Linked DNA regions of Mus musculus: region 1 is linked to region 2. A link is a loop called in an ENCODE intact Hi-C map of the cell type or tissue named here. Cell type or tissue: heart. All regions are shown on one strand. Links, peaks and the distances in the headings refer to the core of each region. The heading gives the core; the rest is flanking DNA. Region 1 has its middle 11 kb from the start of Tmed10. Region 2 holds the start of Gm40477 (a long non-coding RNA gene).

Evidence for each region. Peaks named below come from ENCODE experiments on the same cell type or tissue, not always from the same donor. Only the 100,000 strongest peaks of a DNase experiment are listed, where the experiment ranks them.
Region 1: a loop joins it to region 2, with 2.0 times the contacts of the local background. A loop is called at or near these places in 17 of 42 quality-filtered maps.

What each region holds. Positions count from the first base shown.
Region 1 is chr12:85,384,068-85,386,975 of GRCm38, reverse strand. No RefSeq gene overlaps it. Among named protein-coding and RNA genes, the nearest start is that of Tmed10, 11 kb to the right of the region's middle. In heart, for the core only: no CTCF peak of the experiment used is centred there; a DNase peak (open chromatin) is centred at 1,225; H3K27ac peaks cover 1,343 bases.
Region 2 is chr12:85,435,822-85,438,729 of GRCm38, reverse strand. Gm40477 (a long non-coding RNA gene) reads left to right here and starts at 2,273. Exons shown (of 3, transcript XR_872875.2): 1 at 2,273-2,588; 2 at 2,887-2,908. In heart, for the core only: a CTCF peak has its summit at 1,489; DNase peaks (open chromatin) are centred at 1,339 and 2,479; H3K4me3 peaks cover 313 bases; H3K27ac peaks cover 1,859 bases.

The DNA.
Region 1 (2,908 bases), core at 279-2,778, 52 kb after region 2:
CTGAATCCAGTGACACATTCCCTTCAAACACAAAAAACACACAGGTATGAGGAGGGGAGAGAGCTTGGCAAAGATAGAAACGGACGTTAGGATGATGGGGCTGTGAGTTGGATCCACTAGAAGATGGAAGAATGTGGAGGTCCCACTGGCCCTCAGAGGGATGGTGCCCCTGCCAACTCCCAGAGAATCTATTCTGATGTTTTAAGCCGTGCAGTTTGCAGTTATTTGCTGTGGCTGTCCTAGGAAACTGTACAGAGGCTTTGCATCCAAGGCATGCAAGTTTCCTGGCAGTCCCTGAGATTAGGCTCCAAGCGGTGTGAAGTCACTGCCTGCAGGCAGAAGGGTCTCCAGGCCCCAGAGGAGGATGGCAAAATGCAGCTGAGAGTGGTGGAGGGTTGCTGGTGCCTGTGCGGACCTGTTGCTACTGCTCTCATTTTGGGATGCAGAGACTTGTTTTTTCTCTTCTTTTCTTTTCTTTTCTTCTTCTTCTTCTTCTTCTTCTTCTTCTTCTTCTTCTTCTTCTTCTTCTTCTTCTTCTTCTTCTTCTCCTTCTCCTTCTCCTTCTCCTTCTCCTTCTCCTTCTCCTTCTCCTTCTCCTTCTCCTTCTCCTTCTCCTTCTCCTTCTCCTTCTCTTCCTCTTCCTCTTCCTCTTCCTCCTCCTCCTCTCTCTCTCTCTCTCTCCCCCCCCACACTGTAGCTCAAGGTTGACCTTGAGCTCTCTATGTAGCCCAGGCTGACCTTCAACTCTTGAATGCTAGGACGAGAGGTGTGAGCCAGCACTCCTGGTTTAGAAACAGATTTGTTATACGTCAAAGGAAAAGCTCCACCCTACCTCTGGCTTCACAAGTTACACAGCTGGAAGTCGACACCACCTATCCAACACAATCAATCTGAAGTCTCTGGCTGAGCGGGAGAGCCATGGTCAGTCAGCACCATAGAGGCTTGTTTGGGATGATACTGCCGTGTCACTTTAGTTTCACTTAGAGGTCACCCCAGTGTCTGTCCTGGGTGACTTTCTTTTTTTGTCCCTGACCAATATGTGAGCAGTAGCTGTTGACCTCTGGCCTAGAGACTGGAGTGATTCCTTCCCACTAGTCGGTGGCTTCTGCTTTAGGGATGAGAACTGTACCAGCTTCGAAAGCCGTCATTCAAAATGCAGAAGTTGGCCATCTGTAGAAAACTGCACTGACTATGCATCATGCAGCCTCGAAAAGTATGTCTATACGAAGGTTATTAATACCTCCCTTGTCCCTGCGCCACAGCGGCTTTCTGCAAGCTAGATGGAGAAGCTTTCCCTTGGAGCCTCGGAGAGCTCTTCCTCCAGCCCTGAAGCCCTGCCTCCCACCCTTCCCTCTTCACCAGCACTGAAGCTGGGGGCAAGTGGCCTGCAGGAGTGGGGAAAGGAACTAAGAACCTTGTCCTGAGGCTGGTATTGCACTCTCCTTACCAGAGGACAGATGCCGCAGTGCATTCTAGGTGAAAGGGCGCCAGGGGCTCAGTAGGAGAAACAGGATGCAAACCAAACAGGGAAGTATTTATTGAGAAAGGCATGGAGATTTCAGGGACTGAAACAGAAATAGGCAAGGATTAGCTGGCTGGATTTGTTTTCAATCCTGGACACAAATTGGACCATGGCAATTATGGCTATTTTAGTCCTAATGTTCAGATCATACCCCCAGACCAGTAGCATCCAAAAGTCTGGGATTGGAGGCCAGGCATCAGCATCCATCTGTCTGTCTATCATCTATCCCTTTATCTACCTGCCTGCCTACTATACTGGAGACTGAATGCAGGGCCTGTTGTGTGGACTGCACAAGCACTCTATCGCTGAGATCCCTCCACGTCTCTTTCCACTTTTTATTTCGAGAAAGAGTCTCACTAAATTACTAAGGTCACACTTAACTCTGTAACCCAGGCAACTCCTCAATATTTTTTTTTCTTTGTTGAAGCAGGGTCTAGTTATATAGTCCTGGCTAGCTTCAAATTTACAGAAGTCCTCCTACAGTCCCCCAAATCCTGGGATTGCAGATGTGTACCACACTCTGCCTGGCAGACCTCTTTGCTTCTTTGATCCTGTTTCAGACAATATAAGTAGCTGCAATTACAAGTCTCAGGAACAGGCCCAGCCTTTTTGTTTGTTGTTTTAATTAATTATTAAGTACAATTATATTATGGTGGTGGTGGTGGCGGCGGCGGTGGCTGTGTGTGTGTGTGTGTGTGTGTGTGTGTGTGTGTGTGTGTGTGAGTGTACGTGTGCGCGAGTTTGTGTGTGTGTGAAAAGACAACAGGAATTTATTTTCTCCTTCTACCCTGTTGGTCGAATCCTGGGGATCAAACTCAGGTTGTCAGCCTTGGCACTAGGCGTCTTTACCCACTGAGCCATCTCACTGGCTCTGGCTTGGGCTTTTGAGATGAGGTCTTGGTTTGTAGCTCAGGCTAGCTTCAAACTTGCAATCCTCTTGTTTCTGCACCTCATGTGCTGGGGTTAAAAGAGTACACTACCACACTCAGCTCCAAGTTTATTGTTTGTTTTTAAAAAGGTTTTCTGAGGATTCCAGTGTACGACAAAGCCAGGACATGGTGAGAACGCGTTATTCCAGGTGTCCTGCCCATGTAGTCTGTTTTTGTTCTCCTGAGTCTTAGGCATTGGGAGTGTTTAAAAGCTGCTTGGCTGGTTTAGGTATGCAGAGGCCAGTCTCCTAGCTACTGAAGAGACAACAGTGAGGCCAACATCGCCAAGCTGTGGTTCTTCTCAACTTGTACAGTTCATGTCCCTTGTGGGACTAAGCGTCTATTGAAGAAAAATGAGTTTTAGTAGGCTTCAAGACAATTTAAGACTAGGTGAGGGCGTACACCCCTGTAATCCCAGCACTCAAGAGGCTACCTAGCAGGAGGATTGACACAAGTT
Region 2 (2,908 bases), core at 241-2,740:
AACATGCCAGCGGAGAGCTCCTGACCCAGGGCAGGAAGAGTTAAAACAACTTATTTGAGTCAGCATCAGAAGGAAAAAAAATGGGAATTTTCCAGGAAAAAAAAAAAAACATGATAGCACACCTTAACTCTAATATCTGGGAGGCTGAGTCAGAGGATAACAAGTTTGAAGCTAGCCTTGGCTACATTGCACGGGCGCACTCACACAGATACTACTAACAACAACAATAGGAAGGGCATTCCAGACAGATGGAACAGTCTATACTCACACACACAGAAGACAAGAGAGTTGAGAACGATCAGTGTAAGGTGGTAAGGAGCGACCTGGAGACTTTCACAGGGATGAGTTACTCGGGAAGGTGACTATAAAAGTTAAGCCAGAGCCAAGAATGATGGAATGCACGCTTTAATCTTAGCATGCAGGAGGCAGAGGCAGGCAGAACTCTGTGAGTTTGGAGCTAATTTAGTTCGACATTGCAAGCTCCAGGCTAGCCAAGGATACAAAGAGCAAGACATTGTCTCAAAACAAACAAACAAACAAACAACTCAGAGACTTAGGCTGCAGGCCTCAGAACTCCATGTCTGATGGCAGTGTATTCAGGCCTGCTCCTGAGGGGAATGGAGTAATGAGGAACGGAGGCAGGAGTATAAGTTCGAGGCTAGTTTGGGTTGTATAATAAGGGGCTCAGGGGAGATAGGCACGGAGACACAGACAGAGAGACAGAGGCACAGGACACAGAGAGACAGACATAGAGACAGAGACAAAGACACAGAAAAAGAGACACACAGAGACAAACAGACACAGAGAGATACTGATACTGACTCATTAATGGGCAGGGGTAGATGAAAGGCATTAAGTAGTTCACCAAGGTGAGGGGCCACCTCCCAGCCTGGAAGAAGGGGAAAGGAGGGCACACGTGTCCAAATTCCACCCAAGTCCATTATTAATAAGCCACAGAGTGATTCATCTGTACCTTCCCCATTCCTGGCTTCATTTCCCCATCCGGCCCCTGCGAACCCTGTCTTTGATTCTGGTCCACTTCCCTTTCCTCCTTCTCTTAGCTGCTCCCGGCACTAGAACTCTCTGGGGCCCCGCTCCTTTCTGCCTTTTGGCGCTAATTGCCAGACTCCCCTGGCTTTCTTTGTGGAAAGCTTTAGGTTATTCTTTCCAGAAATCCTCAGAAGCGCTTCGGCCAGTGGGAAAGGAGGATCAACTCCTTTCAAAGGGCAGCTGAGAAATAAGGCAGCCGTCAAGTTACGACTTATGGGAACTCCATGGCCACAGCTGCTGCCAATGACGGGAACCAAACCAACAGCAGGAGCCCTGGCCCTGGGCCTCCCATTCTGGCAGCTCCCAAAGCCAAGATTTGAACCTGCCAAGTCTGTGTGCCCCTGGGCAATACCTTATGGGTCCCGTCATGTCACTCAGAGCATGCCCATGGAGATTAAGAACGGGAAACGTGTGGCTCACTGAGAACGGTCGTCGTCTGCTCACCCTGCTGGTTATGGGAAGCAGGACAGACTGGGAGAAGCTCTCTGAGCCCTGTCACTCTAGCTTTGTGTGAATGACACACAGTTTGAGAACACCCTAGTACTTTCAAGGGTGTCCTAGTGAGATTCTGTTATATGTTCATCTATCAAAATGTATATATCTAAAAAGAAAAGATTTAATCTCAGAGGAAGTCCAAAGACAGTTTGTCTATAGAGCTGATTGAATCAAGCGAGCGGGAATCTTTAAGAAGGTGGACAAATTCCCAGCAATGTGAGGGATGTTTTGACCTATAAGGAAAAACTTTCCAAGCGAGATTATCCCCATTGGTGTGGGCAAGGCAATCTTCTGTCACGGCCCATCTCCAAAAGAGACCATCTCGTTTGTTCATGCAGCAGCAGCTGCTAATGTCAGATAAAAAAAAAAAATCCTACCATTCCAAAGCAAAACCGTTTGTGTATAATTCACGAGCCCCTTAGGTTCCTTTAAAATGAAAAGAGTTACCAAAATAGAAATTGTTATCACCATGCCAACAGCAGACCTACAACATCAGCTCACAAAACATTCTGTCCTAAAGCTCAAAGCCAGACCCTCATGTTTCTCCATCAGAAAGAGCTTTCTATTTCCTTCCAGAACAAGCCTCTTTCCCTTACAATGCCCTTACCGGATAGTATAGTCAAGCTGGCAGGAACACACACACACACACACACACACACACACACACACACACACTCCTCCTCAGCACACACCTCTCCTCATTCCCCAAGAGCTCTGTGTGTGTGTGTGTGTGTGTCTGAGCTGATGACATATTATGACAGCATGCTCAAGAGTGAGACTCAGCCTCAAAGCAATGCAGGTCACGGCAATAGGCTTTATATAACCCAGAGCTGCAGAGAGACCCAAAATAGCATCTTCCCTGCTGCTCAGTTAGTCTCCTCCATCAGCCAGGGATAAAATTAGAGCAGGCGCTGACGTGCACCTGCGTGTGCAGAGGGACTCCAGGGAGACAGAACAGACTCAACACTCTGCCATCAGCTGAGAAGGCTGCCAGATTTTTCAGACCCCAATCTGTCACCAGACGGAGCCGTGTGTGTATGTGTGTGCGTGTGGGTGTTCGTTGGTGTAAATGTATGCCATGTAGAGACCTGCTCTGAGGACAGCGTGTGAAAAGACTGGCCTGGGAGCTGATAGCAAGGAGCTTGGCTGTGTGGGACTATGCAGGAGATGTTTCAGGCTATTTGGAAGGAAGTTGGTTCCCGTACCGGTCTCAAGTTTACCTTGCAGTTTCTTTTCTCGGACCCACACACTTCTCTCTGACCCAAGGAGTGGGAAGGCTGGCCCCTTTGAAACCTCTTTCTGCAAACAGATAAGCCTGACTGTGTTTTGTTTTGCTTTCAGCTGAACCAAACACATGGAATCT